Regions from separate parts of the Homo sapiens genome. Here regions 1 and 3 are each linked to region 2. The links are chromatin loops, found by intact Hi-C in ENCODE. Cell type or tissue: IMR-90. All regions are shown on one strand. Each heading gives the region's core, and the rest is flanking DNA. Links, peaks and the distances in the headings are about the cores only.

Region 1 (6,316 bases), core at 1-5,000, 100 kb before region 2:
TAATAACTCTTACCCACATGATCATTTGATGTTCATGTGGCCATGGTGCACTCTGAGAAGTTGCCTACATGCTGTTACCAGTCCCCTTCCATGTCAGTATCAATTGCTACAAGAAAGATATTTTAATTTTACTATTTAGGTCAAAATGCTGGTAAGTGGCCACCTTGTAAAAAACAAAGGAAGTAGTTACCTTCAAAGTCTCATAATGTGTGTGTGGAAACTGCAATTGAAACATTTGCAACATGGGACAGTTTTAATGTGACAGGCTTTGTGGTGTCTTTTAGGAAAATTGGGAGGGTTTTATAAGGAAAAGTTCAGAAAGTTTTCTAAAGATATGGAAGGACCACATCTCATGTGAGGGGGGAGAGGTTAGTAAAGCCATGGGGATGAAGGACAAGGAGTGGATTGGTTATTAGGAACAAGCCAGAAATCCAAGATCCCATGTAGAAAATTTAAATACTCCTCAAGCTGTGGGTTTCAAAATAAAATTTTATTATAATGAAGTATTTTAAATGAGCTGTCAGTTGTTAATACTACTGTTCTTGCCCTGAGTTGAATATTTATAGCAATTTACTTTATTGCAGATTACGTATTACAGGAAGCATTTTGGGACAGCCGTAGATGTCATGTGCTCTAACCATGGTTGAACAGTATTTTTGTCATTTCTGAGAGGTGATGCGTTCTTTCTTTTCTTTCCAAGCGGTATATTTCCACGATCACTGTTTATTTCTGAAAAGTAGCATTAACGTTGCGTGAAAATGACAAATGAACATTTCTCTCCCATTTATTTTCTTTTTCAGAGAGTGATAATCTTCAAAATGAAGACTTTGGAAAATTTTAGGTTCTCTATAGGAACTACAAAAATGGAAGGAAAGAACATTTTCAAAAGGAAATTATTTTGAAAGTATGTTTACAACAAACTGATACTATTGACAGTTTTTTTTTTTAAATAATAAAACACTTTAAGAAGATTGTATTTATGGTAAAAGGAAACTGGACTAACAATGAGGCCAAAGACTTTTCCTGCCACGACTTATTCTGGAAATAGCCGGCAGCGACTGCAAGAGATTCGTGAGGGGTTAAAACAGCCATCCAAGTCTTCGGTTCAGGGGCTACCCGCAGGACCAAACAGTGACACTTCCCTGGATGCCAAAGTCCTGGGGAGCAAAGATGCCACCAGGCAGCAGCAGCAGATGAGAGCCACCCCAAAGTTCGGACCTTATCAGAAAGCCTTGAGGGAAATCAGATATTCCTTGTTGCCTTTTGCTAATGAATCGGGCACCTCTGCAGCTGCAGAAGTGAACCGGCAAATGCTGCAGGAACTGGTGAACGCAGGATGCGACCAGGTGGGTACAGACCTCTGCAGGGCCATGTGCAGAGGCAGCTATGGGACAGCTGGGGCAGTCAGAATGGTTTGGCAACTACTTGAAGGCTTTGAATTGGTTACTACTTATACAAGTGTTTCTAGGTTAAAAACCCAAGGCCCTTTTAACACATAATTGAACTCACAATTGAAGGTTCTCTACCTTCTCTCTAAAATGGTCTTTTGAGCTGCTTTTCCTTTTCAGGCAAGTTCCAGAAGTTGCTGAGGTCTCCTGAAATTGTAATGTGTATTTTCTGATCTGTTCTTGTGGAGATGAAAAGGGCTTTCGTGCTTAGCCCCTTTTTTTGGTGTTTATTCGGGTTATTCTGAGCTATCGTGGAAAGAGACTGGCTTCCCTTTTCTTGTTTTGGTTTGTGCATTTTTTTTTTCCTAGAAATGGGAGGGTTGAGCAACATGCATTGGCTATTCTCTGACTCGGTTTTCTCCTATTTAACAATTAGTGTATATGCTGTTACAGGGGGTGTAACTATTAACATGTTCAGGAAATGGGAAAAACTAGAAAGAAAAAGCTTGAGAAATCGTCAAAATTGTGGCAACACAGTCTCACTTTTCAGTTGTTTAGGATTAAAGGATACATTAGTGGAGGTGGCACCAGTTATACATTAATACACAGCTTACAGAGATGAGTGTGGTGGCTCATGCCTGTAATCCCAGCACTTTGGGAGGCCAGTCAAGAAGATCACTTGAGGCCAGGAGTTTGAGACCAGCCTGGACAACATAGCGAGACTCCCCATCTCTACAAAAAATAAAAAGCTGGACGTGGTGGTGTGCACCTTGTAGTCCCAACTACATGGGATGCTGAGGCAGGAGGGATCGCTTGAGCCTAGGAGTTTGTGGCTGCAGTGAGCTATGATAGCCACTGCACTCCAATCCTGGTTAGCTGAGCGAGACCCTATCTCTATTTAAAACACACACACACACACACACACACACACACACACACACACACACACACACCCCTACACCTCATAGCCATACATTTATGATCTCTTAGCAATTCGTATACCTGAATACAATCCAAATTGAGGGACAGGACCATATAAAATGGAACTAGTGTCCAACCAGGTAAAAATGTAATTAGTGAAATGTAACAAGTAAAACATAATTGCATTATGAAATGATTCATGAAAGCCAGTGTTTTATTACAATCTGTCATCTTAAAAATTACAGTTGCATGAAGCGGAAATAAGCTAAGTATTTTTGGTACCTTGGAAAAGTAGTAAGATTTCATGCTCAAAGCACATCAGAATGGCCTGAGCACTTCTGGTTTCTTAGAAATAACCTAATTACATACTCCTGGTGTTGCAGTCATAGGAAAAGGCTAACAGTGTTATTTGTTATTTCCAAAACCACTCTCAATCCTCTTGTAGTTTATTACCATAGACCTTAAATAGAGAATTTACATTTCTCAGAGGAGATGTTTGTGAAATGAATCCTGCTGTTTTATAGAGGGCTTCCTTGATAATTTGGGCCATACTGGGATTAACTTGTATATAGTGAGGATTGTTATGTCGAGCTGCTTTGATAAAGCACAGGGTTGTGAGTAATGTGGTGCAGAGTGTTTCAGCAGTGAAGCTGACAGCAAAGGCACAGACATTCTTATTGTGAAAGCATGAAGTTAAATATGCTGCCAAGCATTATCCCTTGACGTACAGAACCCAGCAGTTTTGAAAGTAGGGAAGGAGCAGTCCTGGGGAAATCTGGAGTAAGATTGCAGAGAAACTTTCAGGCCAACAGCAGAGCTTAAAATCTTCTCCTGTAAATCACTTGCAGACAAAGGAGGCAAACCAAGCCCCTGTGTTCTTTGCGGTTGTGTTTCAGCTGTGAGAAAAAGAAACAAGTCAAGCAAATAATCCCAAATACAGGTGGGATCTTATTAGGGTAAAATCCATTAGTGATAATTATAGTGCAAGAAGTAATAAAGCCAGTGCTGTTTCCAATACAGAAACACAAATACACTAAAAGTAAGGATCATGACACCGATGAAGTTTCCATCAACATTTAATTTATGTTAATTGCTAGCAGAAAGGCCTCCATTTACCATATTTAATGCCCTTGAAATAATTCATTCAGTTTGGTGTGTGGTGTTACTTTATAACTTAAAACAGCTGTGCCTCCACCTTTCCCCTCCAACTCACACTTTTCTTGGCCTAGATAAAAAATGTATTTGCGTTCAGAAAATTCAGGTAGGAAAGTCATTATGTGAACCCAAATAATAAGAGAAAAAGATAACCGTACCTTTAGAGTTGTATGCATCAGTTTGTTAAAAAGATGATTTGAATTCAGTATAATAGAGTTCTTTTTTTTTTTTAGACGGTGTCTTGCTCTGTTGCCCAGGCTGGAGTGTGGTGGCGTCATCTTGGCTCACTGCAACCTGGGCTCCTGGGTTCAAGTGATTCTCCTGCCTCAGCTTCCCATGTAGCTGCGATTACAGGCACGCAACACCACGCCTGGCTAATTTTTGTATTTTTAGCAGAGACGGGGTTTCACTATGTTGGCTAGGCTGGTCTCAAACTCCTGACCTCAAGTGATCTGCCTGCTTCGTTCGGCCTCCCAAGGTGCTGGGATTACAGGCGTGCGTCACCACGTCTGGCCGAGAGTTCTTATTGTTGCAGCTTTACCCCTTTCACTCCTACTGTTTTTTGTTTTTTGGTTTTTTTTTTGAGACGGAGTCTCGCTCTGTGGCCCAGGCTGGAGTGCAGTGGCGCAATCTCGGCTCACTGCAACTTCTGCCTCCCAGGTTCAAGCAATTCTCCTGCCTCAGCCTCCTGAGTAGCTGGGATTACAGGCACCCACCACCACGCCCGGCTAATTTTTTGTATTTTTAGTAGAGACGGGTTTCGTGTTAGCCAGGATGGACTCAATCTCCTGACCTTGTGATCCGCCCTCTTAGGCCTCCCAAAGTGCTGGGATTACAGGCGTGAGTTACCATGCCCAGCCACTCCTACTGTTTTGTCTGTTTAAGAGGGTTTTGCTCTGTTGTACAGTCTGGAGTGTGGTGGTGAGGTCAATGCTCACTGCAGCCTCGACCTTCCAGGCTCAAGCAATCCTCCTACCTCAGCCTCTGAAGTAGCTGGGACTACAGGCGTGCCACCACGTCTGGCCAGTTTTCAAAATTTTTTCTAGAGATGGCATCTCACTATGTTACCCAGGCTGGACTGGAACTTCCAGACTCAAGCGGCCTTAACCTCCAAAAGTGCTGGAATTATAAGTTCAAGCCACCACACCCAGCCTTAACTTTTAATTAAAGTAAAATTTACTTTAAAAGTGCACAATTTCTAAGCACACAGCATAGTGAATTTTTGCATATTAAACCCACCCATGTAACTAGCATGTTTGGGTATATTTTTAATTAAAATACTTTAAAATGGAAATTTCTGGAAAAAGTAAAAGACTCAAGGGTATTTTCTGTGTAAGGATATAATGTGTATGTCAAATGATATGTTTATTAGTCTTTTGCACATAAATTACTGAAAACTTACAAAAATTCCTGTAGAAAAAAACTAGGCCACTAGATTAATATTTCTTATGGGAGGAGCTGCTCTTTAAATATAGATTTAAGGAATTGGAAAGGTAAGTTTTTTGGTTATGAGTATCATATTTTGAGCATTGGATAGTTATTGGCATAAGTGATCATTTAAGTTTGCATTTAAATATGCAAAATATTTCTGTTCTGCGGAAGCCTGGGACTTGTTTTCTCTCTGGTTGCAGTGGGTTATAGGGGGAACATCTGCATGGTGTGGGTAGGTGGGGGTGTCGTCAGCTCACTGCACTCACTGTTCTTAATTATAGCACTCAGGATGGTGCCTATGAGTCCTGTGAGGGTGAGGTTCCAATTCAGTAACTCCCAGGGGAGGCCCATGGCCCCCTGGACCCCTTAGAATAGCAAAGCACTTTATCACATGGTGTCCCCTCTAGGAAGACTTATGTGAGAACTTTGTTTGGATGCGAGTGCTAGGAAAGGGTTCTGCTTTCCTTGAGAAACTGGCATGGGCTTTTTCTCTGTGGATGACCTGTATCCTGCCTGTCCACCCTCCCTCTGATCTGCTGAGGGGTGCCCAGTCTGTGGCTCAGCATTGATACATTTTCCTGGTCCTGAATATTGTGTCAGCTGTAATTTCCTAATCCTGATTAATCCAGTTCTTTCCCCCCACTTTATCATGTTTAAGTGATTTAAAACTTTAATGGAATGAGGTTAGGGAAGAAATGTAAACAAACAAACTGATAAACTGATTATATTAGATCAAATAAGGAAGGGCATAAAGAAGACAGCCAGTGGTCAGGATGTGCACTGAGAGGCAGCCTTCCTGAGAACAGTGTCCACACCAGCTGCTCAGTGAATCAGGGGCCATCTGCTTAATAAGAAAAGGGAGTGGGCCAGGCGCGGTGGCTCACACCTGTAATCCCAGCACTTTGGGAGGCCAAGGCGGGCAGATCATGAGGTCAGGAGGTCGAGACCATCCTGGCTAACATGGTGAAACCCTGTCTGTACTAAAAATACAAAAAATTAGCCGGGCATGGTGGCGGGCGCCTGTAGTCCCAGCTACTCTGGAGGCTGAGGCAGGAGAATGGTGTGAACCCAGGAGGCGGAGCTTGCAGTGAGCCCAGATCGTGCCACTGTACTCCAGCCTGGGCGACAGAGCGAGACTCTGCCTCAGAAAAAAAAAAAGGTGAACACATGCCTCAAGGGGGAAGTAGAATGTGATTGTTCTCTCAGTTTAATGTCTCTCTGGGCCTAATAATTTAAAAGGACTCAGATTCCTCAGATAAGAATTCTTTTCTCATTTCCATCCTCATAGGGGTTGCTTCTCCTTTCCCTCATGTCTGTGGGGCATGGAGTTTATCAGGGTCCCTCTCCCCTCCTCTCATTCCCTGGGCATCCATACATGGCTGCCCCCCACGTCCCTGGCAGCTGGCCAGCCTGACTCCCAC
Region 2 (7,742 bases), core at 1,465-6,464:
AAAGATAGTAAATATTGACATCTCATTTTACAGTTGAAAAACTCAGGGCTGAGAGATTTGCCTCATAAAACTCACATGCCACCTCTATGCTCTGAACCCAAATCTTCAGATTCCTGTTCATAGCAGCATCATTCACAACAGCCAAAAGGTGGAAGCAGCACAAGTGTCCATCAGTGAATGAATTATTACACAAAATGTGGTGCATCCATACAGTGGAATATTATAGAGCCTTTAAAAAGAAGGAAATCGGCCAGGTGCAGTGGCTCATGCCTGTAATCCCAGGACTTTGGGAGGCCGAGATGGGTGGATCACGAGGTCAGAAGTTCGAGACCAGCCTGGCCAACATGGTGAAACCCCATCTCTACTAAAAACACAAAAATTAGCCAGGTGTGGTGGCAGGTGCCTGTAATCCCAGATACTTGGGAGTTGGGAGGCTGAGGCAGGAGAATGGTTTGAAACCAAGACATGGAGGTTGCAGTGAGCCAATATCATGCCATTGCACACTCCAGCCTGGGCGACAGGGCAAGACTCTGTCTCAAAAAAAAAAAAAAAAGAAGAAGAAAAGGAAATTGCCCGGCATGGTGGCTCCCACCTGTAATCCCAGCACTTTGGGAGGCCAGGGTGGGTGGATCACCTGAGGTCAAGACCAGCCTGACCAACAAGGCATAACCCCATCTCTACTGAAAATACACAAAGAAGCTGGGCATGGTGGAGCTTGCCTGTAATCCCAGCTACTCGGGAGGCTGAGGCAAAGAATCACTTGAACCCGGGAGACGGAGATTGCAGTGAACCGAGATCACGCCACTGCACTCCAGCCTGGGCGACAGAGCAAGATTCTGTCAAAAAAAAAAAAAAAAAAAAGAAGGAAATCCCATTACATGCTACAACATGGATGAACCTCCAGGCCATTATGCTGAGTGAAATAGGCCAGTCACAAAAGTACCAATACTGTGTGATTCCACTCATATGCCATATGTAAAGCAGGCGAATTCATAGACACAGAAGTGTAAGTGTGATACGGCGCTGCGGGAGTGGGAACCGGGAGTTAGTGTTGAACAGGTGGCAGCTGCTGCACAGGCCGATGAAGAGTTCTAGAGGTGGACAGTGGTGATGGCCACACAGCGATGTGAATGCTCTCGATGCCACTGAACTGTGCACTTAAAAATGGGTAAGATGGTATTTAATGTTATGTCCTTTTTACCACAATTTGAAATAAAACAAAGAGCTCTCCAGGGGCTTCAGGTGTGTGGTCACATAGCCCGGTCCCGTGTCGCTGTTACCAGGAGACTTCGGTGCGGCGAGCTCGGGTGCCAGGAACCCCGTTCCGTGTCGCCCTTTCTGTTGACCGCTAACTGCGGGGGATTTCGCCCGTCCTGCCTGCCCCGTGAACGGCCAGGCCCTTCAGGAGCTGCGGACCGCCAGGTCCTACCGCAGCGGCACGGGGCGCACTAGCCTCTTAGGCGCCGGGTGCTCCAGAGCCTCGCAGAGGACTCCCGATCTCTTCACACCCTCTCCAACTGCACTTGCAGCCACATCTCCCCCTCCCTCCCCTCCCTTTGGTCTTGTGAGAACGCAGTTTTCCGGAGCCCTCCCCGTCTCTCCACCGTTTCTCCATCCCCCCGGGGTTCCTCTAGCACGTGCTGAGCCCGCATCCTCCAGGCTAGCTCTCGTGGTGGGTGCCTGAGTGAAGAGAGCATTTCCCCTTTCTCAACAAAAGTAGTACAAAAGACGTCAAATCCAGGATGTTGTGGTTCAAATTTTAAATCTGCCACTTGGTTCTATATTCGGCAAAATCCTATTATTATCTGTGTTTTTTATTTTTATTGAGACAAGAGTCTTGCTCTGTAGCCCAGGCTGGAGTGCAGTGGCGCTATCTCGGCTCACTGCAAGCTCCGCGTCCCGGGTTCATGCCATTCTCCTGCCTCAGCCTCCCGAGTAGTTGGGACTACAGGCGCCCGCTACCACTCCCGGCTAATTTTTTCTATTTTTACTAGAGACCAGGTTTCACCTGCGTTAGCCAGGATGGTCTCGATCTCCTGACCTTGTGATCCACACGCCTCAGCCTTCCAAAGTACTGGGATTACAAGCGTGAGCCACCGCGCCCGGCCTATCTGTGTTTATTTTACGAGGTTTTGAGGATCCTGTTAAAGGGCTCAGCATTCTCAGTTCGGTTCTACAAATGTTTAATGAACACCTAATATATGACTGGCACTATCCAAGAAGAGATATCTTCTCTCCCTTCCTCTGTTCCTTCATTAAATATATTTTGTGTACCTGCTGTGTGCCAGACACTGTACTGTGTATTGGGGATACCCGTGAAGAAGGTGGACATGCTTCCTTCTGCCCAGGACTCACAGGAGGGGAAAGCATTTAGAAAATTATAATACAATAGTCTCAAAGGTATGATGGAGAAGTGGAGGAAGCTGCTGCTGGAGCACCCAGGAGAGGACGCGATCCAGACTGGGGAGGTCATGGAAGGCAGCCCAGCGGAAGTGATGCCTACCTGAAACCTACTATTAGGCAGCAGAGGCCGGAGAAGGGGCACACATGGTGTGGGGGATGTCGCCATATGTCTGGAGCTTCACAGTGCCTGAAGAAGATTTGAGGCTGGAGGCACAGGCAGGGCCCAGGTAGCGAAGGGCCGTATGAGTCTTATTAAGGAAACTGGGCAAGATTAACCAAGTTGGTTATCTGTTGCTTGCAACTAAAGAACTCAACCAGACTGAAATAGAATCACAGAATCGTGTATTTCGAGTCTCGCAAGGAACTCCAGAGACAATCTGATTTGGAAACAAACCTCTGGACAGTTAAGGATTATCAGCCCTCTCTTGTAAGTGGGGTGGATCACTCAGGTTAGGAAACAGAAGTAACCCCACAGTGTCACAGTGAATATGTGCTAGAGTGAAAACACCCACACCTCCTGTCTCTCAGGGTGGAGGGGCGCATTCCCCACCACCTCTTTGTTTATCCCACGTGGTATCTAGTATAACACCTTGCTTTGAGAGAGAACCATTTTAGTAGAGATAATAATACCCAATTTAAGCATATCAGTTAAAAACAATGAGAAGGAAAAAGCTACATTAAGCTGGTAAGAGAGTAAAGGTGCCATATAGTACTTCTTCCAGTATTCAGACCAACTCTTTTAGATTTTTTTTACCAACCTCCTATGTTAAATATACTTTTTTTTTTTTTGAGACGGAGTCTCACTCTTTCGCCCAGGCTGGAGTGCGGTGGAGCAATCTCGACTCACTGCAACCTCCGCCTCCCGAGTTCAAGCAATTCTCTGCCTCAGCCTCCTGAGCAGCTGGGATTACAGGTACCTGCTGCCATGCCCGGCTAATTTTTGTATTTTTAGTGGAGAAGGGGGTTTCACCATCTTGGCTGTGCTGGTCTCGAACTCCTGACCTCGTGTTAGACCCGCCTCGGCCTCCCAAAGTGCTGGGATTACAGGCGTGAGCCACCACGCACTGCCAGTTCTATTCTTTCTTAACTTCCCTTTTCCTTGAAATAATCCTCCCCTTACCCAACTGACTCTTTTCTCCTCTTTTTTTTTTTTTTTTTTTTTTTTTGTTGTTGTTGTTGAGATGGAGTCTTCCTCTGTCGCCCAGGCTGGAGTGCAGTGGCATGATCTCGGCTCACTGCTACCCCTGCCTTTGAGGTTCAAGCAGCTCTCCTGCCTCAGCCTCCCAAGTAGCTGGGATTACACGTGCCCGCCATTATGCCCGGCTAATTTTTGTATTTTTAGTAGAGACGGAGTTTTGCCAGGTTGGCCAGGCTGGTCTCAAACTCCTGACCTCAGTTGATCCGCCTGCGTCGGCCTCCCACAACTGACTCTTTTCTTATGTTGAACAAAATAAAGTTTCCCTGAGTGCCCTGAGCAGCTAGGGCGCCATCAAGGAATGAAGCGTCCTGAATGGATCCTTCTAGAAAAGGCTGGGGGTGGGAGCCACCTGGTGGCCAAAGCTGTGCAGACCACAGCTGTGTAATGAGGCAAGTTGGTTTAAAAAAGGAACAGGCTGCAGAGCCGAAGTATTTGTCAAAGTAATAAAAACGTTTAAATGAGTCATTTGGTTTATAGCAACTCCTAGGAAACGCTTTTCCAAACAATTTAGTCTGTTGAGCGCACACAGTACTGGTTTCCGCTAGAGTCTTGTTCATGTAATTGAGAAATTCGCAACTTAGACTTGAGCAGCAGTTCTCAAAGTGTGGTCTGTGGACTTCAGGGACACACGAAGTCCCCCTTTTCAATTGTATACCTGGGGGGTGCTGGACTTCCCCATCTACTTCAAACAAAACATATGGTAACAGGTCAAATGTGGAAGCAGAAATAAAAACTCCACCATCTGCGACCGGATGCGATGGCTCACGCCTGTAATCTCAGCATTTTGGGAGGCCGAGGTGGGCAGATCACTCGAGGTCAGGAGTTCAAGAGCAGCCTGGCCAACATGGTGAAACCCCGTCTCGACGAAAAATACAAAAAATTAGCTGGGCATGGTGGCGCACGCCTATAAATCCCAGCTACTCGGAAGCCTGAGGCGCGAGAATCGCATGAACCCGGGAGGCAGAGGTCGCAGTGAGCTGAGATTGCACCACTGCACTCCAGTCTGGGCAACAGAGCGAGACAATGTCTCAAAAAAAAAAAAAAAGAGAATTCCACTATCTGATATTAAACCCGCTATTCAAGAGGTTTGCAAAATGTAAACCAATGCCACTGATGCCACTAACTGTTATTTTGGGAAATATAGTTATTTTGCATAAAACACATTATTTGTGTTAACATGTAATTGGTTTATAATGGCCACTTTTCCATCTATAAATATTCTTTATTTTTTTCCATTTTAATTTTTAATATGATAAATATTGATAGATAGATAGATATGGATATAGATATACCTCCTTTCTGTCCCCTCACTTCATATATATGAATTTGTCTGAAGTTCTCAATAATTTTTAAGAGTATAAAGGGATCCTAAGCTCAAAAAGTTCTAGAACCACTGGACTAGAGCAATGTGTCAGCTGAGCATTAAAAACAGTACAGAATTTGACATTCCCCTGGAGGGGTTACTGTGTGATGATTTGAATCAGGTACACTTGCAGATGTGTTTCCATCAACCTCTGTATTGAAGGCCCAGTTATCTCTACTTACCTTGTTGCTCGTGTAAACACCTCTTAAGTACCACTCCAAATCTTTGGACACCGTTGGACGCTTACTCCACCCTGCTGCCACTGCAGAAACCAGCTGTCTGTGGACACTGCCAGCTCCATGTGGCATCCCAAATGGCACCCACCTCACAGGACCCCTGGCCCCTATGCTTGAGAAACCCACAATAAGTCAGAGAAAAAAGTAAGTGCAGAGAAATTGAAGCTTGTGGGGCGAATCTTCAACCAATGAGCTTAGGAGCAAACAGATAACGTTTTTTTCCTCTCCTACCTGACACAGTGTGCTGAGATCCAGGCCCCTCCAGAAACAGTCCCAGAAGCCCAAACAATCAGTTGTCAGATGCCCAATGGTGACCAGCTCCTCAGCCCAAAACTCTAGCACTCCGTAAGTTAAGGCTATGCATAGTTTACCATTTCACCATATTCTCAGCATCTACAAACTATAAACAGCCTTCAAAGAACAGTAGTAGCATTTTCATAACATTTATTTTGTGTCTAATCCGACTCTATGTCATAAGAATTAAAGAAGTAGCTTCTAAAATCTCAGTCTCCTGAAAATGAAGCTTTAGAATTGTTTCCTAAAATAACATTATTTTATATTACCCATTACCATTATTAAAAATGGTAATACTCGACCAGGCATGGTGGCTCACACCTGTAATCCCAGTACTTTGGGAGGCCGAGGCCAGTGGATCCTGAGGTAAGGAGTTCAAGGCCGGCTTGGCCAAGATGGTGAAGCCCTGTCTCTACTAAAAATACAAAAAATTAGCCGGGCGTGGTGGCAGGTGCCTGTAATCCCAGCTACTCAGGAGGCTGAGGCAGAGAATTGCTTGAACCCAGGAGGCGGAAGTTGCGGTGAGCCAAGACTACCCCACTGCATTCCAGCCTGGGCGACAGAGCCAGACTCTGCCTCAAAAAAAAAAAGTAATACTCTGATTCTAGAAAGGTTACACTGAAATAGACACTCTCATGTTGTTGATAAAAATTGTTATAACTTTTCTGGAACAAAATTTTGTTTTGTTTTGTTTTTTTGTTTGGTTTTGTTTTTTGAGATGGAGTCTCCCTCTGTTGCCTAGGCTAGAGTGCAGTGGTGAGATCTCTGCTCACTGCAACCTCTGCCTCCTGGATTCAAGCAATTCTCCTGCCTCAGCCTCCCGAGTAGCTGGGATTACAGGTACGCACCACCATGCCCAGCTAATTTTTTGTATTTTTAATAGAGAGAGGGTTTCACCATGTTGGCCAGGCTGGTCTTGAACTCCTGACATCAAGTGATCCACCCACCTCGGCCTCCCAAAGTACTGGGATTACAGGTGCGAGCCACCGCACCTGGCTGGAACAAAATTTGGCAACAATTTCTACAGAAACAATTTAAAAATGGGACAAACAGTTATGCACAAAAGTATTTCCCTTAGCACATCTATACTATAGTATCTTTAAACGCAATTACACATTCAATACTATGATGACGGTTACAAATATTTTATGACTCTATGCCATACTGTCACATTTTATGTAATCAATAAAAATTCCATATTCAAAAAGTTTTTAATAAAAAGCAAAATTATCACTATATAATGTTAAGTAAAGGGTGAAGGATACAAACTGTACGATCTCAGTTTTTTGTAGCAAGAAAAAGAAAAAAATAAATATATCAAAAATTTTACATGTCTGAAAGGAAATACGGCAAAGTTTTAAAAAATGGTGACCTCTTGTAGGTGATACAATTGTGGGTGATTTTTTTCTTCCTGATTTTTTTTTTTTTTTGAGACTGAGTCTCAGTCTGTCGCTAGGTCAGATTGCAGTGGCGCGCGCCACCACGCCCAGCTAATTTTTTGTATTTTTAGTAGAGACTGGGTTTCACCATGTTGGCCAGGCTGGTCTCGATCTCTTGACCTTGTGATCTGCCCACCTCAGCCTCCGAAAGTGCGGGGATTACAGGCATGAGCCACGGTGCCCAGCCTTTTCTTCCTAATTTTAAACATCTTCTGTATATTTCCAAATTTTCTACAGTGTAAGTGTGATATTTTACAGCACGATTATTAGAAGGTAAAAATGGGTGAGGCTCTAGGATTTCGAAGGTCACTTTCAGCTCTAAAATTCCTTAATTCACACAGCTCTTATCACTATGGTTTGTTTGTTTTTTGACTTTCCACTGATAGTAACAGAAGAGTATATTACACATTTCCTAATAGCAATGTTATGCATGTCATTGCCTGAGATTCCTAAATCTTGTGCAAGATTTCAACATTATCTGTAGAACTTAAGTGCTAGATTGTGATCTTTTATGAAGTTTTTGAGTGTTGTCAACAGACTGAGTGTTCAGATGAAAATGCCGGGAGAGGACAATACTCGTAAATGTGCATTTCTACATTTAGATATAGCACATTAGTTAGTGCTTCATCATTCAAGAGACATTTAAATTTTACTACATTATAATAACATTCTTAAGAGTTTCCTTAAGACAAGGAGATAAACTCAGTTATTGCTAAGCAAGAATCTGCTGAAACAGTAAACAAACAGGTATAAACAAGTGCATTTGAGTGTGTGGCCACATGCCTGTCACTCCCAAATTCTTGTCCTTT
Region 3 (6,316 bases), core at 1-5,000, 54 kb before region 2:
GGACTATATTAATTATAATTATAGTTTAGTAGTGGCCATGTGGCCTCTAACTCCCATCCCACACTTTCCTATTTGAGGGGCTGATATATTATACCTAAATCTGACAGACATCATTATGGAAATCAGTTTTTTAAAACTGAATTATTTTAGCCTGAGGATAAATTTCAAGAAGTAAAATCATTAAATCGGGATAAAAAAAACTTAATAACTTTTGATAATAAATATTCACCCCTGAATATTTTTGGTTTATACATGACCAAGAATAGTTTTACCAGCACATTTATCTTTATTATTATTATTATTATTATTATGACAGAGTCTTGCTCTGTCACCCAGGCTGGAGTACAGTGGTGCAATCTCGGCTCATTGCAACCTCCACCTCCTGGGTTGAAGTGATTCTCCTGCCTCAGCCTCCTGAGTAGCTGGGGCTACAGGCGCATGCTACCACTCCCGGCTAATTTTTTATATTTTTAGTAGAGACAGGGTTTCACCATGTTAGCCAGGATGGTCTCGATCTCCTAACTTTGTGATCTGCCCGCCTCGGCTTCCCAAAGTGTTGGGATTACAGGCGTGAGCCACCACGCCCGGCCTATCTTTATAATTTTTTATTTTATTTTGGTGCTAACAATAGTTGTAAAATGCTCTTTATTTTATCAGTGTTTCTTTGTTTTGTTTTGTTTTTGATGGAGACTTGCTCTGCTGCGTGATCTTGACTCACTGCAACCTCCGCCTCCCAGGTTCAAGTCATTCTTCTGCCTCAGCCTCCCTAGTAGCTGGGACTATATAGGTGTGTGCCACCACGCCTGGCTATTTTTTTTTTTTTTTTGTATGTTTAGTAGAGATGAGGTTTCACCACATTGTCCAGGCTGGTCTCGTGATCATTGGCAAGGCCAAGGATTTTTCATGTTCATTTTATTTTATAACAAATTTAAGGCCAGGCACCCTAGCTCATGTCTGTAATCCTAGCATTTTAGGAGGCTGAGGCAGGAGGATGGCTTGGCCTCCGGAGTTTGAGACCAGCCTGGGTTACAGTGAGAGCCCATCTCTACAAAAAAATTTTTTAAAAAATTAGCCAAGCATACTGGCTCCTGACTACAGGAGGCTGAGATGGGAGGATTGCTTAAGCCGGGCAGTGCCAGGCTGCAATGAGCCCTGATCGAGCCACTGTACTCCAGCATGGGTGACAGAGCAAGACCCTGTCAAAAAAAAAGAAAAAGAAAAAGTGCTCGCTTCTGCAGCAGATATGAAAATTGGAACGATACAGAGATTAGCATGGCCCTTAAAAATACACAAAACAAAAACAAAACATTATGCCAAATTTCTTCTTCATTCGTTTCAAAAAGACGTATGGTTTGTACCTGTATGTGCCGAGCAGGTGTCTTCCGGGCGTGTGTCTGGTTTACCAAGGTTCGGGGGCCTGCGGCGCCACCAGCGGTCGGAGGCGGCCACGGCTGGGGCTGGAGCTTCTGCTGCATCCGCGCAAGGTGGCGACTCATTTTCTTCAAGCACACAGACATTTAAACTCCAAAGGCCACTACTTCCATTTGTCCTCCACCTGTTTTCCAGTCATAATTGGCTCGCACACGGCACGTGCTGCGCCTGCCCAAGGTCACCGGGGCCCCTGCCTCGCGTGGACAAGGTTGTGGACCAGGTCGCCAGAACCCCCGCCCTGCGTGCACAAGGTCGCGGGGATCCCTGTCCTGCGTGGACAAGGTCGTGGAAAAGGTCACCAGGGCCCTTGCGCCGTGTGCGCAAGGTCACCGGGACTCCTACCCTGCGTGGACAACGTCGCCAGGGCCCCCGCCCCGCGTGCACAAGGTCGTGGACAATGTCGCAGGGCCCCCACCCGGCGTGCACAATGTCGCTGCGGCCCCCGCCCCGTGTGGACAAGGTCACGGGGCTCTGCCCCACCAGCCCAAGGTTGTCGGGCCCCGCCCCGCCTCGCCCCGCATTGACAAGGCCTTGGGGCCCCACCTGCCCAAGATCGCCGGGAGCGCCGCGCTCAGGGGAGGGGCACGCAATGGTGGGGCGGTTAGAGGAGGCCTGGGCCCGGAGGGCCTCATTCTTCCAGGGGCCTTTCCGTGGGGGTGGGGTTGGAACACCCTTTGGAAATTCCAGCTCCTCGGCTCCTGTGTTCTCATAAAAAAATCTAGGCCTTTGGGTCAGAGATTCTTTTGAAGACCACCCTGCTGGCAATCCTCCAAGCAAGCACAGGATCCCGCCAGAGACAGTGCAGCCTCCTCTGCCAGCCAACTGGCCCCTCTCATCCTCTTCTCTCCCTCAGTCTTTGTTTTTTCTTAATTTAATTAATTAATTAATTTTTGTTTGTTTGTTTGAGACAGGGTCTCTTGCTCTGTCTCCCAGGCTGGAGTGCAGTGGCATGATCTCAGCTCACTGCAGCCTCCACCTCCCAGGTTCAAAGTGATTCCTGCCTCAGCCTCCCATGAAGCTGGAACTACAGGCACCCACCACCATGCCCAGCTAATTTTCTCACTTTTTACAAACATGCGGGTCTTGCCCAGGCTGGTCTTGAACTCCTGGCCTCAAGCGATCCTACCTTGGCCTCCCAAAGCCCTGGGATTACAGGCGTCAGCTACAACTTAAGTGGAAGTTACCTGAGAAAGCCTGAGAGACAGGCAGACACAGACAGAGGCCCACGCAGACACGATAGGGCCAGAGTGCTCCGTTTCTACTTTTTCAGCCAAACCTCATAGTTGGAATGTTAAAACTTTAGGATATGGTTTTGCTAAGGCTTGAAAAATGCTTCCTTACCAGGAAGGGCTGAGTGGGGGAGGATCTCCATAGGAAATTCCTTCCCTCATACATAATAATTGTCACTGCATTTAAATTACTTGCATTCACATGGCAATGCACGTGAAATACTTCTGCTGCTTAGACATTGCAAGCCCAGCTCCTGCCTTGCTAAGAGCTGAGCGGTAGATTGAAGGAGTGTCTTCCAGTTCCCACCCGTCCTCGTAAGCCCTGTGCTTAGTAGAAGGGGACCAAGCCAAGAGAGCAGAGGGTGTGTCAGGAGCCCATGCTAGGCTGTCTGGCAGCTGGTCAGCAGCTGGAGAGCTGGGTGAGGCCAGCTTCCCCGAGGGACAGCAGAGAAGATCATTAAATGGTGATGTACCTGCAACAGAGGCCTGGACCATCCCATGGGGAGGTTTGGAGCTGGGGTGTGGTCCTTGCAATTGAGAGGACCAGCCTCAAGATACTGGCAGGGCCTGATACTGGCAGGTGTCCCACCCCTCAGCCACCTCGCCGTTTTGTTAAAGTGCCTCTTTTGCAGTCCTTTCTATATCAGATAGCATATGGGCAAATCTCACATTTTCCAGGCTTCGTAGTGGTTAGGTCCAGTTTTAAGCGAACATCAATTTGTTGACAAAATGTAAGAGGAGAAATCTCTTGGGAAAGATACCTAAGGTACAGATGTTCAAAACTGCTTTATTCATGTGTAATTCACACACCTAAAGTGGAGTTTTACAAGAGCTGTCAGTAGCAGCAGTAAACCAGTGAAACCTCAGTTTGTCTTGCCCTTCTCAGTCCCTCCCCAATCTCTTAGTTTTAGCCATGAGGCAGAAAACCTCTTGAGGAGCTCTGCTTTAATGGAGTGGGAAGAATTCCTTCTATCTGGTCCAGGGCCACCACCCCAAGCTGAGACTAGCCCACTGCAGTGCATGTCACCGCTCTCCAGAAGAGACGAGGCTGCCAGGCCCCTCGGGGTGTCTGTCCTTTGTGCCATAGTATTTAGCCCTACTAGCTTCTATTCTACAGCCAATCTGACAAAATAATTTTTCATTTAATATTTATGAATCTGCAAGAATAGCCCAGAGGGTAGCAGATAAGGGCTCCAGGTAAGAGCCCGTCAGACTCTTATTTTGTAACCATTGTGGCTCCCCAAACTGTGAGGCATAGAGTTTATGCCATGTCAGGTTTTGCTGAATTTGATATGGAGTGTGAATAATAGTATCAGTTCTGCCTTCAAAGTATCCAGAATCTTCTATCAGCCCAGGCACGGTGGCTCACACCTATAATCCCAGCACCTTGGGAAGCTGAGGCAGGTGGATCACCTGAGGTCAGGAGTTCGAGACCAGCCTGGCCAACATGGCAAAACGCCACCTCTACTAAAAATACAAAAATTAGCCAGGTATGGTGGTGGTTCATGCATGTAATCCCAGCTATTCGGGAAGCTGAGGCAGGAGAATTGTTTGAATCTGGGAGATGAAATTTCAGTGAGCCAATATTACGCCACTGTACTCCACCCTGGGGGACAGAACGAGCCTCTGTCTCAAAAAAAAAAAAAAAAAAATCTTCTACCACTCTAATGTAGGTAGAAAAAAAATGCTTCTGGACTGGATGTGAGATGTGAATGAAATCTCAAAGTCAAGATGCTTCCAAGGTTGGGAGCCCTGAGAGAACTGGTAAGTTAGAGGCAGGAGATTGGGTTTTGCACATGTTGAGTCATCTTACTCTTGCAGCAGGTGGCATGGAGTGGTCACTGATGAAGGAAGTGTTGAACACTGCAGGTATCTTGTGCCAAATCTGGTGCTCATATGATGGCTTCAACTCCAGCATTGAGATCTGTCTAGAAGAGAAGGCTTAATTTATGGGCGTGGTAACCAACTTCAATGGATTAGCATCCTTTTTCTATGAGACATTAGCCCAATCCTAAATTAAGCTTTCCTAAATTAAGCTTTCTTGAGGGTTTTAGGAGAAAAATTTAGTGTGTGAGGGATTTTCTTGTTGCACGTGGCTAGGTGACTGACACAAAGTCATCAAAGTCTTGTTAGCCTACCACATTACTCTGTAAATAATTAGTAATTGGTAAATAGTGCATGATACACACATTCAAAGAGCATTAAGATTTTGTGAACTTCTGTAGAAGAGGCTGTCCTGAAGAATGGCACGTGTGCAAACTAGATAATGGAGTAAAACTTGGAAGTTGCTGCTGTTGATAATGTTGATTTGAAATTCCCTTTAGCCTGTGCCTTGGTGCATCTCTGCTGTGTACCTTATCTCCATCTTCCACACACCAGGGCAGCCTGCCCAGTGGAACAGACAGTATCTTCTTACTCCCTGCTTGCAGCTCTTTCTTCCTTTCATCTATCCTATGTCACAGTCTAACTCAGTCACTCACTCAATCATTCATTGAACAGATATCTGCTGATCTCTTTCTACACGCTAGACACCAGAACACATACCTGAACTGTCCTCGCCTTCAGTTGGCTTGCAGCTGAACTCTTGCTTTGGGGCAGGGCTGCTCACCCTTTCCACATCTTGGCATGCATAGACGTGGATAATGTTTACACAGCAGCCTGAGGTAAGCTGGAAGAGACTGGAGGTGTCTATTGAGGCTTGGGGAAAAGAACTCATTACATTTCTTTGTATAATTATTGTAAGAAGAATACACAGTAAAACATTAGAGCCATTAAATATCAAACATGCATAAAATCTACAATTACAGTTTTTATGTTTTTTTTTCCCAGAAACACATAAGATACCTTTGTGAACTGTAACAGCTAACCCTTAAGTGATGCTGATGCCCAAGCATGACATCTCCTTTCATCCCTAGAGCAACCTATTAGCCTTATTTCCCAGATGAGGAAACGGGCACTCAAAGTAAGGAAATGATTTGCTGAAAGTTACACAGCTGCTAAGCAGCAGAGGGGAGGGGTGAACCTAGGTGTGTGGCCTCCCTATCTGCGCCCTGTACCACTGCGCCATCCTGCCATCTTTTGGAATAGCCACCTACGATTCTAGATAAGGACCCTTAAATGATGATCTTTATACATTCTTCTTTTAAAAAATATTTTATTCTATTTTTTTTTTTTTGAGACACATTCTTACTTTGTTGCCCAGCCTGCCCTACTTCCTGGACTCAAGCAATCCTCCTGCCTCAACCTCTTCAGTAGCTGGGATTACAGGCATGCGCCATCAACACCCAGCTATTTTTGTGTAGAGACGGGGTCTCACTGTGTTGCCCAGTCTGGCCTCAAACTCCCGGGCTCAAGCAGTCTTCCTGCCTCAGTCTCCCAAAGTGTTGGGATTATAGGCATGAGCCACCACATCCAGCTTGGTCTCCATACATGCTTAAGAAAGGAAGGTGAGTGGCCAAGCTCCTCGGCCAGGCTTCAGCTGCATCTCTCTGACACACTCCTCCCGCATCCTGGCTCCGACCTCTTGCCATTCCCCCGACTGTGCACTTGTCTTCACTCTGTGACTCTGCATGTACTTTGTGCCCAGAGGCCATGTATTTCTGATGGATTTAGAAGTGGATTCCCATTTCCTTCAGTGTTTAAAACATAGCTCTATG

Evidence for each region. Hi-C counts contacts between places; a loop is a spot of excess contacts. Peaks named below come from ENCODE experiments on the same cell type or tissue, not always from the same donor. Only the 100,000 strongest peaks of a DNase experiment are listed, where the experiment ranks them.
Region 1: it touches region 2 in a loop (6-fold over the local background); 5 of 110 quality-filtered maps call a loop at or near these places.
Region 3: it touches region 2 in a loop (7-fold over the local background); 3 of 110 quality-filtered maps call a loop at or near these places.

Annotation. Positions count from the first base shown.
Region 1 is chr13:21,040,715-21,047,030 of GRCh38, reverse strand. LATS2 (large tumor suppressor kinase 2) reads left to right here. Exons shown (of 8, transcript NM_014572.3): 2 at 801-1,346. The coding sequence starts at 1,005. Among named protein-coding and RNA genes, the nearest start is that of LATS2, 18 kb to the left of the region's middle. In IMR-90, for the core only: no CTCF peak of the experiment used is centred there; a DNase peak (open chromatin) is centred at 2,940; H3K27ac peaks cover 2,165 bases.
Region 2 is chr13:20,939,944-20,947,685 of GRCh38, reverse strand. LINC00367 (long intergenic non-protein coding RNA 367) reads left to right here. Exons shown (of 6, transcript NR_104058.1): 3 at 5,086-5,344; 4 at 5,441-5,545. Among named protein-coding and RNA genes, the nearest start is that of LINC00367, 5.6 kb to the left of the region's middle. RefSeq lists enhancers at 3,616-4,192, 7,587-7,742. In IMR-90, for the core only: a CTCF peak has its summit at 3,963 (motif pointing left); a DNase peak (open chromatin) is centred at 4,025; H3K27ac peaks cover 146 bases.
Region 3 is chr13:20,994,374-21,000,689 of GRCh38, reverse strand. All of the region lies in intron 2 of LATS2 (large tumor suppressor kinase 2), which reads left to right. Among named protein-coding and RNA genes, the nearest start is that of LINC00367, 48 kb to the right of the region's middle. RefSeq lists enhancers at 1,753-2,289, 3,071-3,610. In IMR-90, for the core only: no CTCF peak of the experiment used is centred there; a DNase peak (open chromatin) is centred at 2,849; H3K27ac peaks cover 2,192 bases.